Linked DNA regions of Homo sapiens: region 1 is linked to region 2. A link is a contact called in ENCODE Hi-C or POLR2A ChIA-PET data. All regions are on one chromosome and are shown on one strand. The core of a region is the stretch at or near the end of the contact, and the rest is flanking DNA. Distances in the headings are between cores, read along the strand shown.

Region 1 (6,470 bases), core at 1,192-3,691, 1.5 Mb before region 2:
ATGGTGAATACCTCATGATTTGTTTTTCAGCTAAAACATAGAAACAAAGATACTGTTGTCAGTTTATTTATCCAAACTAACAGTTGGTGAAACTAGATTAGATATTTTTATGGCCTAGGAAAAGTTCTGCATCACTGAGTCACTGAGCCACATAGACTCCACCGCTATATCTCTTAAGAAGTCAAAGAAGAAACATGTGGTGGTTAAAAAAAAAAAAATTCTGCAGTCAGATGGGACTAGGCTCACATCTAAGACCTGTCTTGACCAACTGTGTGACCTTGGCCAATTTCCTTAATCTCTCTAATGTTGTTTACTCACTGGTAAAGCAGACACAATAATATTTCTCCCACAGAGATTTTGAAGATAAATGATTTAATGTACATAACACATGTAGCACAGCATGTGAAAGCAGGAGGTACCCATAAGTGGTAGCTTCTACACTGATGTAACATACACATCTGAATCACCTCTTATCAGGTCATTCTGAATCTTCATGTGGGATGACCAGGAATTGAGACATATGCTGAGGCCCAGGGTAAGTTATTCTGGGCACTATCTTGACGAGAGGTGATACAGTTTTAAGTGCCATGTGTATAATAATAGCAATTTAAGATGTTAATGACCTCAAATTTTTTCAAATCTAGAATTTATTTTTATTAATTGGCAATTGGTAATTCATAATTGGTAAATACATCTTTAATGCATTTTCTTTACAAATGAAATTAACGGTATCTTTTAAGGTGAAAACTATAATATGGTCGGTATTGCTGATAACAGTATTTGAATAAAAACTTGGTTTGATCATAGAAAAACTTGTGTGTATCATCACAGGGAGGTAATACAAAAGCATTTAGAAAAAGCAGTGATTTAACCTCCTGGTTGTCAGGGTCAAAGACATTTATATTGTGCTACATAGACAACCTTGTAAAAGAAAATTGTTAGGATAGTGCTATAGGATAAATTGTTGCTTCCCCAAATTTATATGCTGAAGTTTTAACCTCCAGTATCCCAGAATGTGACTGTATTTGGAGATGGGGTCTTTAAAGAGGGAAGTAAGATTAAATAAGGTCACGTGGGTGGGCTCTAATTCAATGTGACTGTTGTCCTCAAAATAAAAGGAAATTAAGACAGACACATATAGACGGAAGACCATGTGAAGACACAGGGAGAAGAAAACCATCTACAAGCCAAGGAAGGAGGCCTCAGAAATAAGCTACACTGCCGAACTTCTAAGCCTCCAGAAGTGAGAAAGTAAATTTTTGTTGTTTAAGCCGCCAAGTAGGTGGTACTTTATTAATGGCAGTCCTAGCAAACTAATGCAGACACCAAGGGAGTCCCAAGGAATTGGAAACTTCTAACTTGGGGCCAGGGTCATTCTATTTAGATCCGGCTACTCTTTTTCTCAAAGGAAAAAGAATGAAGAGGAAACTGGGTGTTTATTTTCTGAACCAGTTACTTTCATTTTTTGCTGAGCCACACCCAAAATGTGATATTAAATATAGAAGTCTGAGAAAAGAGTACAAACTGAATTTTAATAGAAGTCATTTACATATGTGAAAAATCAGCTTAACTAGCTGGGGGAAAGATAAAGTTGGCCATTAAAATAAAGTTGGAACTGATGGCATTCAAATTTTGAATTGTAAACAACCGTATCAAATGTGATTAATTTCTTGAGGTGACTAGCTAGGAAAATCTGAAATTAAACTTCAACACTTATTAACGGGGATTGGTTTGGTCAAGTTACTCTATCTCTTTTTACCTCTGTTTTCCTGTTTGTAAAAAGGGGATGCTTCATGTGGTTGTTGTAATGATTAAATGAGGTAATAATGGATTATTGTATAAAGGTACAATAAACATTAGCTGTTTTATTATTGATGGTAATGTGAAAACATTAAATTGTTTAGACAGTAGCTTGCTGATAAGGAAGAAATACATGGTTTTTCTTGCAGGCAAACTCTGTGGAAAAACTCACATTCACCTTGCAGTGGTTTATACAACGGGTAACAAATGCCGTGGTTGTGATGTGACCTTCTTTTGTAATTACTGTAATGGCTGATATGGTGGTTCTATATTCTCAAGCATCATAACGACAAATAAGCTTACAATGAAATATCCTCATTGCTTACAAGATTGTTAATTAAGGAGATGGTGATACTTGGGTCAGGGTGGGCTGTGTTTAATTGCAGTGTTCTTTATGTGTTCTTTTGAACTGTGAGTGGTTTTCTCTCCTAGGTACCTGTGTATTGTATGTTACAGGAAGTGGGGTATAGTTAGTGACTTATTTTTAGATCTTATTTAACTCTTAGCTCTGCCCTTGTCTGTTATTGCACTTCTAGACACCATAGCTTCCTTGGTTACCATTGCTTCACTAACTCTCTTTACATTTTGTGGTAAACCAATTGATCTTTGAGGCAGAAAAAAAAAACATGCAAAGCTAATGGCTGAGAAATAGATTTCTTTCAAAAACTTTAAAGAAGAGCAGTGACTCAGACCTCAGTGAGCACAACGTTACCCAGGAGCTCTTAAAATAGGAATGTTCTCTCCTCTTGAAGCTGTGGGGATTAGTGCTGTGGGCTTGGGAGTTCCTGAGATGAGGGCCTCTTGGACTTCCCCAGGGCACAGCGTGGGCCCCTGCACTTTCCTGGAGGAGGGTGGGGCTCCTCAGTCCCCATGGACACCCTTCCTGCCACCTGCCGTAGCTGAGCTCCCAGAAGGGAGAGTAGGACAGATTCTGGGGGAGGAGGAGGGAAGAAAGCAGGGTTCCCAAGCAACAAAGCACCATGAAGCCCATGACTGTGCCGTTCCATGTAAGCCCAGGGAAATTTACTTTAGTAGGGAAAAGCTTCCTCTCCTTAGCTCCAGGGTGGTACACAGTCACTCTTCATAAGCCCATCAAATTTTTTTCTGAGGCAGATCCTCCTGGAATGCTATTTTACTTTCTCCAGAAAATTGTTAGAAGTACTAATGGAGTCTAAAATCATAATTTTTTTTTCTTGCTTTCTCTTTCCAGATTGGAAGGCCTTATAAATAAGAGCTCCTTTGGTAGAAATGTTCATGGAGACTTTTGGGCTAATTCCAAACCAGGGTGAAAGTAAGACACATTCTTTCTGAGAGTGCTGACCAGTGGCATATTCATGTTTGAATGGAAATAAACTGAAACATGTTCACTTCATGGGGAAGAGAAACCTGGAAAGCAGGAATGCTAAAGGGGAACTGGGGTGATGGTGGACAGGTAAGGTGAAGCCAGACTGCAATGAGAGAAGGCAGCATGAAAGGCCAGACCTATTTTGGGACCATACCCTGAGTCACAGAGTAACAGAAAGCAGAGGTGACAGCTGGTCTCTCAGTTTCTCAGTGAGCAAGCATCTGGAATATCACTCTGATTTTGTAAAGCTTGAGTTAGGGGCATAGAATCTTAAGGAATTTGGAGAAGGACAAGGAGAGGGGGTAGTCGAAGGGGAGGGGGACTCAGGGAGTCAGATTAGAGGAAAGATTAAAGGATCTAAATATGGATGGCTAATGGGGCTGGCAAGAGTCTACTAGTTCCTGACACCCTACAAAAAAAGACTTATTTATAATAGGAGGTAGTATAATTAGAAGGTAAGAGATGGGAACTGAAAGACTGGATAGCATAAGAAAATGCTCTGGCCAATTGTGTTAGCTTACACAACAGGACTGCCACTTCTCAGGGGTATCTGGTGTGTGTGTGTGTGTGTGTGTGTGTACCCAATTACTTGAGATATTTGAAAAAAGATTTTCAGTAAAATGGCACTGTAAATTTCTCTGGGACAGAGACTGTCATAGCACAAAGTGACCTAATCTATAGGGCCCTAAGAATAGGGCCTATGTGAATATTTTATAATTTCATTTTATAAATTCATTACTTGATCAAAATAAATTATATGTGGTCACCTAACCTCTAAACTTGGCAGCAAGTGTCTGCATGCAGCCCGAATTTTGGTTTATAAAAAACAGAGACTTAGTAAATTAACCTCAAATACTCCTCTAAAATATAAACTTCTTTCAAAAGATTTTGATGTGATTCTTGCAGTCCATTCTGTGATGAGCAAAGGAACTCTACCAGAGCTTAGGGAAGTAGAGGCTTAGACCTCATGTACAGGAAGTATAGCCCTCCCATGGGGGGATGCATGGAGGCCCAGAGAGAAAGAAGGCACGACCATACTCTACTAAATAACTCGTTAATAACTTTGATAAGTGAATCCTGCAGGATACTATGGCATACATGACTCCTCTTATAGGTTATTTGGGATCTGGTTAAATGGTTAGAAATCCATGGAAAAAGGTACATTGTTCATATAGACATAGATTTTGATTCAGACTGAAACAAGCCTTCTTTTTATTAATTCCAGTTTTTTAAAAAAGTTTGCTGCTAGGTTTGGAGGACAGCTGGAAAAAGCCCTTGGACTTGGATCCATGCAAGCCTTCTCAGACATCAGGGGCCTATGAAGGGCCAGACATTTTTGCTGTCTATTTTTACTTATAAATTAGTCCTACCTCCCAGGTGCTGGAAAGCTAATCCAGGCTGACAGATTTCCTTGCTTGGCTGCCTTGGCTCTCAATGGCCTGTGTCACTGCTATTAATAGTCAACTCTATATTCTTAAAGAGCTATCCTGTCTGTTCTGCCAGTCCTGGGGCAAGCCGTGCTAAGATCAAGCTGGGGTTAGGCTGGAGGAAGACAGAGGCAATTAAGAAGTGGGGACGGGGAGGCACCAAAAGAAGAAAAGCCAAGAATTTCTTGAGGGAAATTAACCTTAAGCTGACTTTGAGACTTTCTTTGATACATTCTTTAACGATTGGTTTTCAAATCTCCATAATATAAGAATTAAAGAGCTCAGCAGGACCCATGGGTAGGCAGAAAGCAAGTCTGATTTACCAGATTAGCTGGCCTCTATGAGAAGAGGACTCAAGAGATAATCTAGTTGAGTGAACTTCTCTTCTGGCTCCCTTTTCCTTAAACAAATGTAAAAATAGTCCATTTAAAACAGAGTAATATGTATCTTTTTGCTAGTCTCTTCTTTTGGTTTTCAAAGATTGTTGCATAATTTGGAGCAATTCCAGTCAATCTTGGTGCCTTTGTGTATTGCTATTTATCCTACTGTGGCAGCTCTCAAGCAAAGACTGTACAGTGTGCCCAAACACTTCAGAAATAAAACGTTTGTTATTGGGATTCTGGGGAAATAGAATTTTTGCTTAATTCCTAGTTAAATATAAAACCCCTTTTGCTTTGACTCTTGATGTTGAAACCCTTTCTAAAATGTCTACATTAGCTTTTCGTCTCGGCACAGTACGTGATCATGATCTAATCTTGCTCTGATGATTCAGCGTCTTTTAGCCCCTCAGTTCTAACAGTGTTTTATTGTAGGGGTAAAGGGTACAGAAGGTTGTAATGGGTCTAGGCTTTGGCTGAGAAGTTTCCTTTATCTAATTGTGTCTGAATCCTGAGACAGACTGGAGTTCTTGGTTCGGTTCAAGATATCTGCAGACTCCAGCCCCAAATACTGCTACTTTTATAGCAGGTCCAGAATGAATCCTTTGCTTCCATATTATCTAATTGTAAGAGAGTTATAAAGTCCTGATGATGAAGATTGGTAGAAGAGCTGTGTTAACAAACCAGACAAAATCCTTACAGAACGATTCTCCTGGGGAATGACTGGGTACTGCCTCACTTTCAGGCCTGAGGCCATGTGCTCCTAAGCTTCTGCCTTGACATGCAAGAAACCTATATGGGCCCATGAAGCACATGGAGACTCCTAGTTCCTTCCCAATACAGCTGATGAAGTGTAAATGTATTCATTTATGTGGGGTAGAGGAGTCACGCTGCAGTCTGTCTTGGTGCTCTGTTTGAGTTCAAGGAAAAGTACCAGGTTGGAAGACATAAATAGCCCATCCAAAGACAATTTTAAAAAATCTCCTCTCTTCTCAACCTTTCCATCCTAGCTGCCAGAGTGATGGCAATGTGAATCACATGGGAAGGACGAGAAAATGGTAGTAGGTCAGGATTCCTATTTGTCTTGGCTTCTTTTGCTTGTTGTGACAACTAGGCGAGAACCCACTGCATTAAACTTCTGCACAACTTCTTTTAGCTACAGGATTTACCACATTTATGAAGTAAATGGACAAATTAGTTAGAGCTGGGTCAAGGACATGAAGATTCAGCAAAGGGAGCCCTGTGGTTCCTTGCTTGTTATGAATGATGTATAGAATGAGGTAATGCAACCAAAATTAAGTGAGAGCTGCAGAGTCACTTTCCACACAGCTGGGAGTGGAGCTTTTTGATGACTGCATGATTTTTAAAAATGTCCTGGAGCACCATAAGGCCTGAATCCTGCAATCACATTATCTTGCAGTCGTATGTCACAGATATATCTGGCCTTCAAGGAAAGAAGGCCTTTTCCAGGGGGAATGCTGCAGATATTTTGACATTGGGAGATTGGGAGCCTTTCCTGCA
Region 2 (6,328 bases), core at 2,010-4,509:
TGGATTAAGAAAATGTGGCACATATACACCATGGAATACTATGCAGCCATAAAAATGATGAGTTCCTGTCTTTTGTAGGGACATGGATGAAGCTGGAAACCATCATCCTCAGCAAACTATTGCAAGAACAAAAAACCAAACACTGCATGTTCTCACTCATAGATGGGAAGTGAACAATGAGAACACATGGACACAGGAAGGGGAATATCACACACCGGGGCCTGTGTGGAGATGGGGGAGGGATAACATTAGGAGATATACCTAATGTTAAATGACGAGTGAATGGGTGCAGCACACCAACATGGTATATGTATACATATGTAACAAACCTGCACGTTGTGCACATGTACCCTAAAACTTAAAGTATAATAATAATAATAATAATAATAATCTTGCTTTCCCAGCTACAGTGAGGCACTTCTATCATGCACCATACACTTGTTAGAGAGACTCTGGGAGGAAAGTGTGTCACTCTCCTCCTGGCTTAGACCCTACCTGGAAGCTGTATAAAAACAATGCAGGGCCATGTACCTCCACAATAGCCACATATATGATTAATAAAGCTATCAATCAGAATATAGTGCAATGATTTCTAAACCATGCCTTCTACAGGGAAACTCAACAAAATGGCTAAAAGAAAATCTTTTCATAGCCCTATCTTTCCAAATCTCTCTCTCTCTCTCTCTCACACACACACACACATATATACACACAACTACACCTATCCTGTTGTTTACTTGCCACTCATAGACCATACCTTCAAAACTTAAACTTTGACATCACTAGGTACCAAAAATTCTCAGGGTATCTAACCTCAGACCCACAGAGTAAAAGAGAACTCTGTTTGATTTCTAGTCCCCATTTTCTTTTTTTTTTCCCTTTTTTTTTTTTTTTTTTTTTTTTTTTTTTTTTTTGATACAGAGTCACTCTGTTGCCCAGGCTGGAGTGCAGTGGCACAATCTTGGCTCACTGCAACCTCTGCCTCCTGGATTCAGGTGATTCTCCTGCCTCAGCCTCCCCAGTAGCTGGGACTACAGGTGCATGCCACCACACCTGGCTAATTTTTTATTTTTAGTAGAGACGCGGCTTCACCATGTTGGCCAGGCTGGTCTTGAACTCCTGACCTCAGGTGATCACCCACCTCAGCCTCCCAAAGTGCTGGGATTACAGGCATGAGCCAATGCTCCTAGCCTTATTTCCCATTTTCAAAGTGGACTGCACTAAGGACTTTCTTAGTGCAGGATGAGAAGCCAGCTATTCACAATATGCGGTAATGAAGTGGTTGATCAAATGACAGCATATTGTGCTATGGGATTCAGATGACTTGCGCACCAGAAATGAGGTTTTAGGGGACCTGGTAAATAAATATCAGGTAACCAGAATTCATCAACTATTTCCTTATGACCTTCAGTAAGTGCAAGCAGCAGGAGACACATTCCAATTCAGTTTCTGAGGTGGAAGTAGACAGAAGAAAAATTGGGCTACCACACCATTTCTGTGGATTAGATCAACATGCTGATTTGGAAAGTGTGGGATTCTGATCATTAAAGGGGGTATCCAGTTGGAGTCGGCAAGGTTTTCTTACTCTCAGGGTTCACCCATGTTGGCTAGCAATATGCCAGTGATCACTAGCAGAAGGGCAATGCTTGAAAGCTGACTGCTTCAAAAAGGGGAAATAAGTAAAACCACAGAAATCGGGGCCTGAAACATTCCTTAAAAAGTTCCCTGGGAAAGTTTCCATTCTTGCGGGGACCATAGAGTGGAATCATTTCAGGGAAGACACATGCCATTCATAGGTTCTTGCACTAGATCTTGGACATCAGTAACATCACACAATCCATAGCAAACAAGGAAGCAAAACCCACAGCCTCCAGAATCACTTAAAGTAGTAATGCCATATCCTAAATCCCACAAAATGAGAGTAAATATATTGTTCACACTGATTATATAAGGCCTCCCAGTGTTCTCTAAAGAGCTCTATTGTATTCAGCCTAGAAATGTACATCCCAGCTACGGGGAGCTTTAAACATGTAATGGACAATAATTGCCTTCTTGCAGTTCACAAGAGTTTTTTGAGGTAATGATACAAATGGCCTATTTTCCTAACAAAAAAAACAAGCAAATACAAATCCCAACCTGAGACATTTGTGCTCCTGCCTGCTTATCAGAAACATTCAAACGCAGTCCTAAACACCATCTTAGCTTTTGTCATGTTTTCAGACATTTAAAAAGGGGAAGGTGCTTTAGAAACTCTCCAGCCCACCCACCATCAGTCTCCGGAGTTTACAATAAGGAAACCAAGACCCAGGGAGCTTAACCCATGGCCATAATCATCATGATGTGTCTCCTCCCTCTTCGAATGCTAATTATATGATTTTAATAAGATGTAAATATATCCAGAAAGACTGCCTCTCTCGTCAATAGGTATAAGTGACCAATGCTACTCAGTTATGATTAATAAAAAAAGTAAAATGAAAGGTAAAGTGATGTGTCATGTTCCATCATGTGAGAAATGCATTATTTTGGAGGTTGCCACAACTGTATTACAATTTGGATGTTCACATCAGACCAAAGGCAATTTGGAAACAGGAAGTGTTTTAGTGACATGAAACTTTTATGGTGATAGTCCTCGGAGCAATTCACATATCATAGACCAAGTGTTTTTGAAATTATCATTTTATAGGACTGTACTTTGCTTTTTTGTTTTTTAGAGACAGAGTCTTCTTTCTTCACCCAGGCTGGAGTGCAGTGGCACAGTCATAGCTCAAACTCCTGGGCTAGAGTGATCCTCCCCTCTCAGCCTCCTGAGTAGTTAGAGCTGCACCACCACAGCCAGCTAATTTTTTATTTTGTTAGAGATGGGGTCTCTGTATGTGGCCCAGGGGTCTCACTATGTTGCCCAGACTAGTCTCAAATTCTTGGCCTCAATAAATCCTCTTGCCTCACCCTCTGAAGGTGCTGAGATTACAAGTTTGAGTCACCCAGCCTCCAAACTGTGCTTTAAAAAAAGAGACTTTGAAAAGATTTCACTACAACAATAATAGAGACTAGAATTCCAAAATCTGATTACAGCTTCCCGTACTTCTATACTTCTAGTTTTCTTTCTTTCCCTTCCCAGCCATCCCCCACCCCCGGCCACCATCAGTCCACACGCAAGTCTGGCCCCACAGGAGCCTGCAAGGCCTGTCATTTCAGTCACGCTCACCCTGCTAGCCTCTTGAGACAATCATTCTGGTCTCTGCCTTTGCCACAGATCTGCAGCTTCCTGTCTGAGGCTTTGTGGTCCTTTCATTTACCTTGAAGAGACCTCCTTTTGCATCCTCAGCAATATTGACAGCAAACCAATTCCATTTTGAGCCCAAACCCCATCCAAATTCAGATGAAGGAGCGGGCCAGCTACTACAGCTGCCAATATATCAGAAAGGGGAACTAAACCAACAGGGAAATAAATCTGCAATATGTTGTCTGTGACTTCAGCTTTCCACATGACACTCTTCACATCGCCAGCCAAATGGCAGCCCACTCCTGGTTCTTACCAATGTGTAAAGTTAAAAGCATTCTGCACGACAAGACCTTTCTCTGTGGCAGACGCCAGCACCTTGGATGGTTCAGCGCAGACAGAATCACAGATCTTGGGAATAGATCTGGTGATCCTGGCACACTTGAGGAGCTAAGGAAATACAGACACTGCACAATGCAAGCTGCAGTCTCATTTACCAGTCACAGTTGCTCACTCTATTATCTCAATGCAATTAACTCTAATAAGTCTCCTAGGAAGTTGTCTGGTTCAGACAAAAAAAAAAAAAATCTCAAAAAAAAAAAAAATGGCCAGGCACAGTGTCTCACACCTGTAATCCCAGCACTTTGGGAAGCCAAGCTCGGTGGATCACGAGGTCCGGAGATCAAGACCATCCTGGTGATCTCCTGGTGGAACATCCTGGTGTTTCACTAAACATGGTGAAACCCCATCTGTACTAAAAATAAAAAAAAAAATAGCTGGGTGTGGTGGCGCCTGACTGTAATCCCAGCTACTTGGGAGGCTGAGGCACAAGAATCACTTGAACCCAGGAGGCAGAGGTTTCAGTAAGCCGAGATCACACCACTGCACTCCAGCCTGGCGACAGAGCGAGACTCGGTCTCAAAAAAAAGAGAGAGAGAGAGAGTGGACCAAAGAACTAAAGAAAATGTTTTGCTCTCATGGATGTGAGATTTTACAAAACAGCCATTAAATACCTTTTGAAAAAAATGTTACTGTCCATGTAACATTCTCCATATGTAGTAAATGGGAGTGCCTAACACTACAGAAAACATGTGAGGTGAAAGACAATTTCACCTAAGTGATATACTATATTCAGTGTATGTAAAACATAGGTATGCAATGTTTTAAAGAGAAAATTGGCATCTCCTTGCCATCACAAAATGGCTGTTGGACAAATAAAGAAGATCCAGTTGAGGACCACCAAATTATTGCTCTGCCCCAGAATCCCCCCGACATGTGCTGAGTCACCTTGACCGAAGCCCCATTTTATTAGCATGCCCAGCAAGGAACATTATCCCAGCTCTTCTCCTGCATCCCCTCCCTCCCTTTTTTTTTTTTTTTTTTTTTTTTTTTGAGACAGAGTTTCGCTCTATCCCCCAGACTGGAGTGCAATGGGACGATCTCAGCCCACTGCAACCTCTGCCTCCCGGGTTCAAGTGATTCTCCTGCCTCAACCTCCCTAGTAGCTGGGATTATATGTGCCCACCACGCCCAACTAATTTTCTATTTTTAGTAGAGAAGGGGTTTCGCCATGTTGGCCAGGCTGGTCTCGAACTCCTGACCTCAAGCGATCCTCCCACTTCAGTCTCCCAAAGTCTTGGGATTACAGGCATGAACCCCCACACCTGACCCTCTCCTCTCCTTCTTAAAGTTGCCCCAACCTGAGCCATTTCTGTGCTTTGCTCTTTCCTACCTCAAAGGCAGAGGTTCCTCCTCCTTTCCAAAGCTGCTTCTTTCTTAGTTCCCACATCGAATTATGAGTTTATCAGTCATTTTCTCTCTCATCTCTTCTGTCCCCTATTCTTTATTTAAGTCCTTCCCCTTGGGAAACACCAGAAAGGGCCTGAGTCGGCCTTATCCAAACACACACACATTTTCTCCTCCCCAGGACCCTGATTTACTATCCTCTTTCTTTTTTACACATCATCTCCAAACATCCAAAGGCATCGTCTGTGTAAATAACCTGTATTCCCTCGCCACCTCCACATGCTTTCACCAGAAGTGCAAACAGACAGGCAGTGGAGTTGAGAGAGCCAGACCAGCTGGGGCTGGGGCACACTGGAGGTGTCATAGAGCAAAGGGGCTCGCCGCCAGATGCGCAAAAAACCAATACTGTGGCATCAGCTTTTGAGAAAAGAAAGGCTTGACTGCAAGACTGGCCAGCAAGGAGACAGGAGATGCTCAAATCTGCCTCCTCAATCTGGGGTCTAGAGCAAGATTTAAGGGGTCATAGGGCAAGGGAGAGGATTTCGGAATGTTGGCTTAGAAGGGCCTGATTGGACGGATTCAAATTTGACCATTTACACGCCTGTAATCCCAGCACTTTGGGAGGCCGAGGCGGGCAGATCACGAGGTCAGGAGATCGAGACCATCCTGGCGAACATGGTGAAACCCCGTCTCTACTAAAAATACAAAAAAAATTAGCCGGGCATGGTAGCGGGCGCCTGTAGTCCTAGCTACTTGGGAGGCTGAGGCAGGAGAATGGCGTGAACCTGGGAGGCGGAGCTTGCAGTGAGCCGAGATCGCACCACTGCACTCCAGCCTGGGCGAGAGCGAGACTCCGCCTCAAAAAAAAAAAAAAATTTTTGACCATTTACAGTAAAGTATTTTGAGGTGGATTTTATACCCAAATCTTCTGAACCAATGTCCCCTTCACTTTTGAAAGGGTTCCAGTATTCAGGTTTGAGTCATGTCACAGTCTTCCTGGTTCCATGGGGAGGAATTGTTGGTTCCAGGTGTTGTTAGGTGTTTTTCTGTTGAGCCAGCCCAGGCTATATGACTTGCAGTTTGGCTCTGTTCTACCTACAAGGTAACTTGACATTCCCTTATCAACAGAGTAGGCCCAGTTTGGGCTGGTCCTGCATTTACAGAGGGGGCAACTCCACTTACCTCCCCAACCCATGCCTCTGCTAGAAGAGCTCCAGCTACAGAGGAATGAGAGCCCATATTCCAAACCCATGCGATCTGAGGGACCAGATCACGCGTGTTTGGAATTATGAATTTTTATGTGAAAGCTACCAATTTTTAAATGTTATAAATTTATTTGATGTTTTAAGTGTTGAGGATCAA

The links. A loop is a pair of places that touch in the nucleus more often than their neighbours do. ChIA-PET counts read pairs that join two places held with the same protein, here RNA polymerase II (POLR2A). Pooled maps may share reads with other maps.
Region 1: a map with no recorded cell type shows a loop between it and region 2 (4-fold over the local background). The contact joins two enhancer-like sites. A Hi-C loop is called at or near these places in 3 of 37 single-sample maps with no recorded cell type and 2 of 50 pooled maps. POLR2A ChIA-PET finds 5 or more read pairs at or near these places in 1 of 52 experiments (A673).

Annotation. Positions count from the first base shown.
Region 1 is chr5:68,707,567-68,714,036 of GRCh38, reverse strand. The region is part of intron 2 of LOC105379013 (a long non-coding RNA gene); the gene reads left to right. Among named protein-coding and RNA genes, the nearest start is that of LINC02198, 320 kb to the left of the region's middle. RefSeq lists an enhancer at 2,184-2,233. Within about 2 kb of position 2,441, at least 8 of the 41 ENCODE cell types and tissues checked have a DNase peak (open chromatin) inside an H3K27ac peak, as active enhancers do.
Region 2 is chr5:67,218,787-67,225,114 of GRCh38, reverse strand. No RefSeq gene overlaps it. Among named protein-coding and RNA genes, the nearest start is that of CD180, 25 kb to the right of the region's middle. RefSeq lists an enhancer at 2,938-3,047 and a silencer at 5,648-5,835. Within about 2 kb of position 3,259, at least 7 of the 41 ENCODE cell types and tissues checked have a DNase peak (open chromatin) inside an H3K27ac peak, as active enhancers do.